2 separate regions of the Homo sapiens genome follow, and region 2 is linked to region 1. A link is a contact called in ENCODE Hi-C or POLR2A ChIA-PET data. All regions are on one chromosome and are shown on one strand. The core of a region is the stretch at or near the end of the contact, and the rest is flanking DNA. Distances in the headings are between cores, read along the strand shown.

The links. Hi-C counts contacts between places; a loop is a spot of excess contacts on that map. ChIA-PET counts read pairs that join two places held with the same protein, here RNA polymerase II (POLR2A). Pooled maps may share reads with other maps.
Region 2: a map of heart left ventricle shows a loop between it and region 1 (2.8-fold over the local background). The contact joins two enhancer-like sites. A Hi-C loop is called at or near these places in 4 of 168 maps with a recorded cell type or tissue (ascending aorta, heart left ventricle, mammary epithelial cell and 1 more) and 2 of 50 pooled maps. POLR2A ChIA-PET finds 5 or more read pairs at or near these places in 2 of 52 experiments (MCF 10A and activated CD4-positive, alpha-beta memory T cell).

What each region holds. Positions count from the first base shown.
Region 1 is chr9:13,898,848-13,904,672 of GRCh38, reverse strand. The region is part of intron 6 of LOC101929507 (a long non-coding RNA gene); the gene reads left to right. Among named protein-coding and RNA genes, the nearest start is that of LINC00583, 26 kb to the left of the region's middle. Within about 2 kb of position 4,077, at least 5 of the 41 ENCODE cell types and tissues checked have a DNase peak (open chromatin) inside an H3K27ac peak, as active enhancers do.
Region 2 is chr9:13,860,859-13,866,396 of GRCh38, reverse strand. All of the region lies in intron 7 of LOC101929507 (a long non-coding RNA gene), which reads left to right. Among named protein-coding and RNA genes, the nearest start is that of LINC00583, 64 kb to the left of the region's middle. Within about 2 kb of position 3,101, at least 6 of the 41 ENCODE cell types and tissues checked have a DNase peak (open chromatin) inside an H3K27ac peak, as active enhancers do.

The DNA.
Region 1 (5,825 bases), core at 2,828-5,327:
GTTTGATAGTTGGCTTAAGTTTGGCCTGCTGACCAAAATAATGCAAGTTAAACCCTTATTACTTTGGTTTACTTGTTGCTGAGAGGTTCTCTAAAAGCACCGATTGGTTAAAAAGAGAATCACAATGACCTGTGGTGCTGGATTGCAAAAAAAATACGCAACCTTCTCAGAAAACTGACAAGCCACATATTTGTTAACCTGTTTGAACTGGTGAAGAAACACTGACACACTGTTTTCCTAATGCTAAATTAAATCGATGGGCTTATATCATGAACTATAGTGAAATCAGCTTTTATGGCCAGTAGCAAAAACATAACATACTGTTAAGTCTTTGAGGCAGTTGAGAAGCGATAGAAATGTGTTATTATATGGTTCTGTAAAGTACCCCAAACAGCACCATTGATTAAATTTGTTATCAAAATGTGACCTAGTTCAGGTACCTAAAAGGGTAGTTATGAGATCTCCTTCACTTTATTCTTTCAGATTAATCAAAATGTGCCAGTAATTTAGGTCTCTAAATACAGGAAAAATCAGGAAATTAAACGTTAGCACATTATAGAAACGTGGTTTGGACAAACGAGCTCACTTCAGATATTTATTTAGCAGAGGATCAAGGTACAACTCTACTTCTTTTAGAGATGTAATCTTGGAAAAGTCTCTTCACTACTCATCACTCACTTCTAATCTGTTCTTTCACACTCTTAAGAATAAAGATATTGTAAATTGTTTATTGATAAACAATAAAATAGTAAATTGGTAGCCTGTACAACATTCAACACAATTTTTTATACATTTATTAATGTTTGTTAATCTCTGAATGGCCAGATTGGTGACCTAGAAGTTGAACATAAAGGTTTTTTTTCTTGTCCAGTCTGAAGACAAATTCAGCTCTTTCTTACAAAGTCTTACTTCCTCAGATGTGCAGCTTTTGTAGTTTCCTGGTCCTTTCTTCCGCATAATTTATTGAAAACTGAATTAGAATAATAAAGATTGCCAACAGTTGTGAGAGCTTTACAGTCTATAAAGCACTTTCATAGACCTTGTCTTTTTGGATCCTCATTCAACCCTTTAAGGGATGATTATATTTCCCAGTTTATAATGTGGACACTGAGGCTAAAAGTGGTAATAACTTGTGTAAGATCATTTAACTAATACCATAGTCCAAGGCACTCATATTTTCTACTACAGTATGTTTGCTGTATGCATATATTCCAATATAAAATTTAGGTAACCATGAAATTCATCATCCAAGTTGGGACATTTTAGGGAGCGAAAGGAGGTGACATAAATAATTATGCCAGGACCATAGACATAAACTGTGACTGTCTTGGGAAAATATGAACATATTGGTAAAATCCCTCTTGATAAAATCCAAGTTTTATGCTACTGGATGATCTATATGAAGTCTCTCAGTCTCATTTTTTAGACCTCCTTTGACAGATAAAAGTATTATTTAAAAACTGAACTTTAAAATTTTCCAGAAAGGGAATATAAATTTAAAAATACTTTTTGACACAAGGCCAAAGAACACAAGATAATTTTTGATTTTCTAATTGCATTCTTTCTCCTTGTATAGGAGATAACTTGTCCTTTACTCCTCAGATGAATTCCCTGAGATACAATTTGGGTCAATTCTGAAAATGCCCACCAAAGGCAAGAGCCATTGTATGTTAACAAGATGACTAAGAAACATATTGAAAGACTTTATAAAAGTTTACTAAACAGGATTTTCAAGGCAGCCTGGGATTATTTAACAAATGCACAAGGTTCTGGAGAACATAAAGTGATTTTTAAAGATTAAATGCTGACTGCATCTGTTGTCTTCTGTTTTCTATCTATATTCATTGATAACAGGCCAAACAAATATGCAAAATGTATCCAATCACAAGGGAATTTATAGGCCTAATGAAGGATTTCTTTGGAATTACTTTCAATGAGGGGGGAGCAGTAATGAGCTGAAAAGGTATTTCAGATTCTTGTGGATGTTTCTAAAGAGTTTTTCTTTTCTCTGCTCCCTTCTCTCCACTCTGCCCTTTTCCTTTTCCATTTCCCTTTTTCCTTTTTCTTTTTCCTTTCCTTTCCTTCTTTTCTTTCTCTCTCTCTTTGTCTATTTTTCTTTTTCTCTCTTTCTCTCTCTCTCTCTTTCTCTCCTTCTCTTTTTTTCTCTCTCTCTCTCCCTCTTTCTCTCTTTCTCTATGTCTTTCTCTCTCTTACTCTTTCTTTCTCTTTTTCTCTCTTCTCTCTTTTTCTCTCTCCCTCTCTTTCTCTCTCTCCCTCTTTCTCTCTTTCTCTATGTCTTTCTCTCTCTCTTACTCTTTCTTTCTCTCTTTCTCTTTCTCTCCTCCTCTCCTCTCCTTCTCTCCCCCTGCCCTCCTTTCTTCCTTTCTGTCTTTTTCGATTTTTTTCCTCTTTCCCTCCTAAAGCCTAGCACTGGACTTTGGACTTACAAGGATTCCAAGTATACAGTAGTACCCCCTTATCAGCAGGGGATGTGTTCCAAGACCCCCAGTAGACGTCTGAAATTGTACATAATACCTGACTATATACTATGTGTTTTTCCTATATACATACCTATGATGAAGTTTAATTTACACATTAGGCACAGTAAGAGATTCACAACAATAATAATAAATATAACAATATACTTTAATAAAGGTTATATGAATATGGTCTCTCTGAAAATATTGCGCTGTACTCACCTATTTTTGGACTGCAGTTGAACACAGGTAGTTGAAATCGTGGATAAGGGGGACTACTGTGCTTGCTAATGGATTATTTGTTTTTGAAAAAAGTGAGCAAGTAGTTGGCCAATCTTCCAAAAAGTACCCTTCTAGATCTCAACTTTTCATCATCCTCCACAGCAAAAGGAATGGAACAACATTGTGCAGCACTTCCTAAACTGATATCAAAGAGCCAGTTAGTGCTATCTGACAATTACCTTTGCACCTCATCAAGGAAGATTCTAGGCAAATACAACCTCTCATTATGTCTTGGCAGTGGACAATTTCTGGTCTTCCTAAAAACAAAATGTAAATCACCTCAATAAAACTTACCCAAGACATTCTAGACTTAAGTGGGGCTTGGTGAGGGAGCAGGCAAGAGAGTCTATTTTTACATTTTAAAGAGAAGACAAAATGGTGGATAAGTAACTGAGAAAGCTTCATGTTACACTTCATGTATTTCCTTCCTCCTTCCGTGAGTCAATTTAACAGTGAATGAAAGGGATCAAACAGATAATACTTCTAACATGGCATCTCCTCTACTTTTGTTTTGTAATCCTCGCTCCAGCAGTTGCTACTTGTGTAACCTTGGGTGATTACTTAAATCATCTGTAAAATGAGAGTAAGAAGAGTCCTCCTCTCAGAGCGTTATTACTGGGATTGAACATGGTAACACAACTAAGGCCCTGGAACAGTGACTGACACATAGTAAATATTCAAAATTATCTTATTATTCAATTTATTATGCAAAAAGAATTTTTTTTGATGATGTCTGTGCTGTTCCTGTTCTTGTCTCATGCCCAGGGTGACTGTGTTGCTTCCTGGGTAATGTTCTTTTGGAGATTCTACCAAGGAATCCCAAACCCCAAAGTCTTACTCCACGTGCTCAGCAGTGCTCAAAAGGCCTTTAACAGGGAACAAAACCTCTCACCCCTCAAATGCTTAAAAGGCAACTCTGGCTTGAGTCCAAAAAAGATTTTTTAAGAAAGTAATTTTTGACACTGATAAGGCCAGAGAGTCTCAGGTATTCCCTGGAAGAGAGAGCAAAGGCAAAAAGAAAAAAAAAAAAGCCACATCCCACTGTACCAAAACAAATCTGAACCTCCTCAAAATTTCACCAACATTTCATTCATTCGAAGCTTTGAATAAAAAGCAAGAAAGTAACACAGCCCACAGGGCATTTTTTGGGACAAAGAAGATTCATTCCCAGGGCTGCAGATTTCCTGACACCTGGGGATATGTTAGTGCACATGAATAAATATTCCATTGTTTTGAGGATCTCTTTGTAAGTATCTTGCTTCAAGAATGACGGGTGACGTCAATCAGGAAAAAATCCCCAGTGAATCCTAGGACTTATTGCTCCAATTAAGCAAGAAGACACGTTAGAGCCTGAAAGATTGGGTAATAATTCATACCTGTTGTGTTTCGATGTTAACTGTGAGCCTAAATGTAGACTCTAACCTCTCTTAAGCATAATTTTTTTCTACACAATAGCTCAAGGCCTTGAATATTTAAGAAAATTACATATAAGGAAATGTTAAAAAAAAATCTCTCTGAAAAAAAGTACATGGCTCATGAAAAATAAATCTGGGTAAATTAAGTTATGAAAGATGTATTTCAGTTAGAGCAGGAGCTTTGAAGTGCATTTCCTGTGCAAAAACAAAAACTCGGCTTCCTAGATGATAAATTGCCAACACAATAGCCTTTCGGGTATCACAGGAGCTTGCAGTTTATCTGGGCTTCCAGGTCACCCTGGGTTTAAGCCTGACTTACTGTCACCCTCCCTTCAAGGGTACTGGGACTTCTGGTGCGAGGCAGCATTTAAAGCCCTGGAAGAATGTGTTTCTTTTTGTGAGGAAGTATCTTGCTTTTTCTGACAGCTGCATCTGGCTGCCTGTTGAGCCTAGTTTTCTTCTAAGAAATGATTTTTGGAATAAGGACCGGAAGGCCTTACTCAGCTGACGAGGAAGTAGGATTATACAATAGCCGTGAATGTGGAATTTGGAAACAAACGTCCTGGGTTCAATCCCAGTTTTGCCAATTCCCTAGTAGGGTGAGCTTGGGCAAGTTAATTCATTCTTTAAACTTCAGCTGCCTCAATTGTAAAGGGGATAAGACTACCTAAGAGAGTTCCAGTGAGGGTTAACATGGAAAAATGGAAATAAAGAAGCACTTAGTGTATCACTGGGCATAAAATGAGCCCTCGAGGAGAGTTAACTATTATGGTTAACTCAAAACATGTTAGGATATAAGATATTGGTAGGGGTTCTTTTGATCAATGGTTTAACTGAACTACAATCAGAATAGATTTACTTATATATAAATAAACAAAAATTATGAGGGCCTTCTATAGACAAGAATAAAGCACTCTCAAGCTTTTGCAGGGGCTATTGCCCTCAAGTAGCATGACTCTAGTTGAGTTGATTAGACATGCATCCGCATAACAACACCAAGTAGAAAGTGGCAAGCTATAAGAGAATGTAGTTAAAGTGCTACTGGACTTAAGAAGAAGGAAGGATTATAATCTAGTTGAGGGAAGTCAGAGAAGACTTTGCAGATGAAGGTCCCGTGGTGAACATCTCTTTATTTTTCATATATTGACAACAGGGTTCATATGATTATATTGACTTAAAAATTTCAGACTGGAAAGATCTACCTTCTATAGTGTAAAGATTTGGACATGTCTGAGAGAGTTCAAGCTCAATGTATATTCTCTGATTACAGTAATCTCGGGCCATAAAAGTCAGTATCGCTTTAAAATGAGAATCAGGTTTGGCTTTTCCCCAGAGGACAGTTGGCCATTTGCCCAGTGGTCTGTGCAGTAACATACTTATACAAACTTTCCTAGTTTGAAAAGAAAGGGAGGGAAGCAGGGGAAGAAAACAGAGGGAAGCAGTGCTGATCTTTTGTCTGTAAAAACACTGTATGATGGCCAGGTGTGAAGAAAACTTGCTCAGGCTCTCAGGCAAAGTTGTGTTGCTCTTGGTGGAAACAACGGAAACTTTTGTCGTCGTCTTGTCCTCTCCTGTTCTAACTCTCCTGCTATCTTCTTTCATGTTATTTGCCATTCTATTCACTCCTTTGTTCATTCATTCATCAAATATT
Region 2 (5,538 bases), core at 1,852-4,351, 37 kb after region 1:
GTGGGAATGGCTGGAAATGCTGGGACAACTCAACTGGGGCCCTATGTCTGGGGCCTCAGTTCTGTTTGTTGGCTGGGTTCCTTAATTATTCCCCACGTGCCATTTGCTATGGCTAGAATGGTGTAACTGTAGAGATCCAAACATGAAAAGGGCTAAGGAAAATGAGGAAAGCATAGGGATCCTGGAAAAAGGAGGGCCATCTCTAAACACAGCAGGAAATACCCAACACAATGTTTTCCTCAAGTGTACAACACATGTCTTTGGTGATTTTTAAGTGGACTTGACATTGAGTAATTCAATTATGAAATCACGTTTGAAAAACATTTTTTCACCTTTAATCTTTTTGATGATTCATAAGAATGGAGAAAATCTCACTTGCTCAATATCAATGTAGCCCTCAATGACATCTCTCCTTAGCAATAAGAATATATCTCAAGCCCAAAGACTTCAATGGGCAGCACTATTTAGTAACAAAGAATGAATAACACAGTTTTGTTTTCATTGTAATTTTCTTCTATTACCTTCTAATTAGGGCAAATGATGCGTTTTAAAAAAATGTTTGTAGTTGTGATATAAAACTTTCTTTTAAAACATATAGTGGTGATGACTATACAATAGAGTGAATATACTAAAAACCACTGAAGTGTTAAAATAAAGGATGTCATATGTTTTTTTTGTTTTTGTTTTTGTTTTTGTTTCTGTTTTTTGAGATGGAGTCTCGCTCTGTTGCCTAGGCTGGAGTGCAGTGGCGCGATCTCGGCTCACTGCAACCTCCGCCTGCCAGGTTCACGCCATTCTCCCCCTCAGCCTCCTGAGTAACTGGGACTACAGGCACCCGCCACCACGCCTGGCTAATTTTTTGTATTTTTTAGTAGAGACGGGGTTTCACTGTGTTAGCCAGGATGGTCTTGATCTCCTGACCTCGTGATCCGCCTGCCTCGGCCTCCCAAAGTGCTGGGATTACAGGCGTCATATGGTGTTTTGATGGGGAACAGAACTGGAGATATTTGGAAGAGATTGAGCCTAGAGTTGCTTGGTGCCCGCACAAAAAGACTCACAGCTACCAGAGAACAGAGACTGTTAACTCCAAGAGGATGTCTACAGAATGGGGCCTTAAAAATGTAGAGAGGAGGATGGAACAGATAAGATAGCCTGCATTCCAAGGTCAAGGATTAGGGAAAAGAGTAAGAGTCAATTTTGCCCTCTCCTTCTTCAAGTCTGATGCCAGTAACCTGGGCTGCAGTGGTTGAATATATATGTTTCAATGGAGTAGAGAAAGAAATTTTATACTGGCTCATAACTAAAAACTGAAAATGGACAATTGCAACTTTAATAACCAAAAGCCCCTGAGAGATTTTTGAAATCTGCCCAAGACGGGATTCAATACTTTTTTCAGGGGTTAGAGAGATTTGACATAGTACCAGGGGCAATGATTCGAGAAAAATAAAACAATAACATGTTTTTACTCCTCCAAGCTGAGACAATTCAATAAACCACTCAGCTATCATCTAAAAAACAAATAGAACCAAAACTATATCAGTAAAAGTAGGGGTCAATATAAAAAATAGTATATCATACTAAACCTGTAATATAAGATGGTGAAATCATACTAGTGGTTCAATCACGGATAATTAAAATTCGGGAAATACTCAAAATGCAAATGATGGCAAAATTTCCTCCACGATTCCTCAAGGGGTGCCAGTTGAATTATTTTTCCTGACAAAAGCATTCAAGGTTCTATTGAAAGCTAAGGAAATCATCTGGAAGTGAGGAAAATAAGGAGTTAAGCTCTTTAGTCCTTGCTGGTTATTATTACTAACAGAGTAAATTATCAGATTATTGGAGAATTAGTTGCTGTAGCGCTATATTGTGAACTTAGGGAATCGCTGATCTTAATGTGTGCCTAGAAAGGCACCAAATATTGAAGGGTGGGATAGATTCCTGAGAAAAATTGCCCTTAGCAAAAAAAGAAACAAACCACCAAACACCAACCCTGCCTCCTATCCCCCAAATATAACTTTGGTCTCTGATTCTTCTTTTTCAAACTGTTTTGTTTCTCCCACACAATCCCCTTCTTTATTGCCTGTCACGCCCCATAATTCCTTCTTTAATTTTAAAACCCCTGACTTACAGCTGGCTGCTCTTAAGAAATGACCTTTCCCATTTGACAGGTGTAAAAATGTCTTATGACAATGATACATTTGTACACACTCAGAGAGTGGTCTTAGGAGTTAAAAGTAAATGTTCATAATAAGGAATTAAAAGGAGAACTTTCCTTTTAAGAACAAACTGCAGGCATACACGTGTTGTGCAAGTCTTTTTCCAAGAAACATGTTTTAGGAGAAAGAGCCTCAGTGTTCTTCTAGACAAATCTGTATTCAAGTCTTATCTCTACCACATACTAGGACCTTAGTCACATATGTAACCTCTCTAGTCTTCATTATTCTCATCTGTTACCTAGGGATAATCACTCTTTCTTCTTTGGTTGTTATAAAGTTAGAATGAGATGGAACACATAGCCCATGAGGCATGGTTTATGCTCAGAGTATTAGTAGCTGCTCTGTTCCCTCTTACCCTTATAAAAACCATCATAATCAGATAGAAAATCCATGAGAGATTATATCTATTTGTATCTATTTATATGTGTGTATATTCATATCTGTATATCTGTATGCCCAAATGTAAGCAATCAGACAGGCAATGTAAATTGTAAATATGGGAAATAATGAGAAAACAATCTGCCTAAATTCCTGTCAAATTGGAAATAAAAATATAGTCAGCTCCAGGAATTCAGAAATAAAATCAAAGAATCAAGAGCCTAAGAACACAAGAATATATACACAGAATTATTTTCCAGATGAGTCTAACTCATTATCTCCTTGTTGTATATGTTTTTAATACTATGTTCCCTTTAAGAGTGTTGAAGTGTATTAGCAACTTTAGAGAATTGCACCTCACTGAAATTTTGTCAAAAGATCTTAGTCTTTTCCTTTTTAAGTCTGTCCTACAAATCTCCTCTCTTTCTTCCTCTTACTTCCTCCCAAATCCACAGTGACTCCAACAGCTGCAATCCCTCCCTCCCACTCCACCACTCAGTGTGGAACTGTGTTGCCATTGGAGACATCCCCTGCTCCCAGAAGCTAGCTCTGTCCAAGAACTTAGGTGGCGGACTTAAAGTAGCAGAAAGTAGTCAATAATTAGAAAAACAGATTTCAGCCAAACTGAGTAGCTAGAGCTTGGAATCTCATAGCTGAGATATTGGTTTTGCTAATTAATTAGCATAAAAATAATGGTCTATGGGGGAACATAGCTTTCTAAACTTTTGGCTGGGACTATTATAAATGAACAATGTGCACAGGAAAATGTTAATAGTTGCAGAGAAAGGCATTTTAACAGAGTTTTACAGTATGTGGCTTGGGGTCCTCAGGGCAAACATATGCATTACACATCTAACCCCACACTGAGAAAATAATCCCTAATGTTGGTTCCTCTGCTAGTCCTATTAAAAATTCTCCAAAATGTAAAGCCTGCCAATTTCAGGCTAAGAATAAATGGCTCATGGTTCCTTTTGAAACAACATCCAAGATTCATGCACTCAGTGCTGCACACAAAATCACTGTGGGAGGAATATCTCTGGTTTCTGGGGTGCCAGAAAAGACCAATGTGCCTGTCCAGCCCCATTTATTTCAGGCAGGCACCCAAAGGCCACTTTCTGTTAGAGATGGCTAGAGTGGGGATTTAATATTAAAGGATATCAGACCCTATGTTTGCATTAATGCAGAGACTTGGAATCCATAATGGGGAAATGCTGAAAATGCTGTGCATTCTGTAAGATGCCGCTTCTCACGGAATTTAACACTTGACATTCAGTAAAAGATGAAGACTCAGTTCATAACATTGGCCATTTTTTTGCAGATGGCTCTAACACAGTGTTAGTAGTGTGATATTTGGGAATGTGGATGGTCTCCCTTAGCCCTAAATACTTAAATTATTTAAATAGTTAAATTATTTTCATGTGAAAAGATGTGAGGTGAAGGTATAAGTAATAAAAAGCATGGAAAAACTTAGAATTGGTTCAAATAGAATTTTTCTTCCTTGATTAAAAAAACCACTTTGATTTTGAGATTAAAAACTTATTTGGAATCTCAGGTCTCAGCTACGGGATCTCAGATCATTCCTTTTAACCTTTCCTGGGCCTCAACTTTCCCATCTGTAAAATGGAACTACATGGAAGTGAGGATTAAATGGGACAGTGTTACAAATGTTATAAACACTAATTTTTATATACATTTTATAGCTTCTTATGTTATACAATTTGCAAATATAGGCAAATTAATTATTAATATGAAAATTTAGATACGCATATATATATTATTGATTTGATTCCATAAGGATTTATTTAGGTCCTCAATAGCCAGGTCTCACTCAAATTCCCATGTGATTTCTAGTTCCTGCTTGGTAAGAATTCTGCAAATTGTCAGAAACTCACACTTGCCTGGTGCTGGATTACCTGTTAGTAATCACATTAGGGAAGGGGCCACATCTGCACCAGAGATGGTGAACCCAAGTGGACAAACAATCTGGAGCTCACTTCCTAATAATTGTTTACCCCTTTATTCAAGTTATGGCTCAAAGGTTGACTCATCTCTTTGCACTTCATTGTCTTCCAAATTCATTAATCCCCCATTTATGGGAAACTTCATCTTCAAGGCTCTCTTAGGTGGTCTTTTTAACTCCTACAGGGTCCTGGGGTATTTCTGTAAATGACCCCTAGGTTATATGACCATGTCCTCCTAAGGCCTCTATTCTCAAGGGGGGGAACATTTAGACATATTCCCAAAGTTCTTAGCTTTGGAATTTGACCTACAAAGAGAACTGCATGTTTTGTTTTTGACTGCCCCCAGGCCTATATGTTACTGTGTGCTGTGATTTGAGTATGTGCTCAGAGAGAACTGGCCCATAGTTCTGAGAATAAACAATTATGCACATATAGACACTTTAAGCAATTTCCTTAGAATGCTTTTCAAGAGGCCGTGGCTTTGCAAACACTATCTGGTATTTTCATTGACTCTGAATTGGTCGTTGAAAGTGTCATTTCATTTTGACCCTATTTTAACTCAAATTCCCTACAAAATGACAGTGTCCTTTTTTATTTCTAAGCCCAGCCTATTTTCCACCTTTGCCCCCTTTTATGTGTGGCAAAGGAAAGTGTAATTCAGTTGTGTATCATAGGATGACAACTTTGACTTCATGTCCCTGGAATTTTGCCTGGTGAGTGGGTGAGGGGCTGACAATAGGTTACATGCATACTCGACTCTGTTTGCAATGAGAAGGAGGCAGGACAGATCTATTTGCCATAAAAGCACTTAGTTTTTCCAGCAAATTTCCTGGTAGAGTATTGTTCTAAGGAACTAAGGATCTGATTCTCAACAATTAAATCTGCTGTCACATTTTATTTATAACGGAGTTTCGAGATCAGACTAATAACTATAATGTCTTAATTTCCCCAGCAGTTGCAAGGCTGGGGAGAGAATAAAA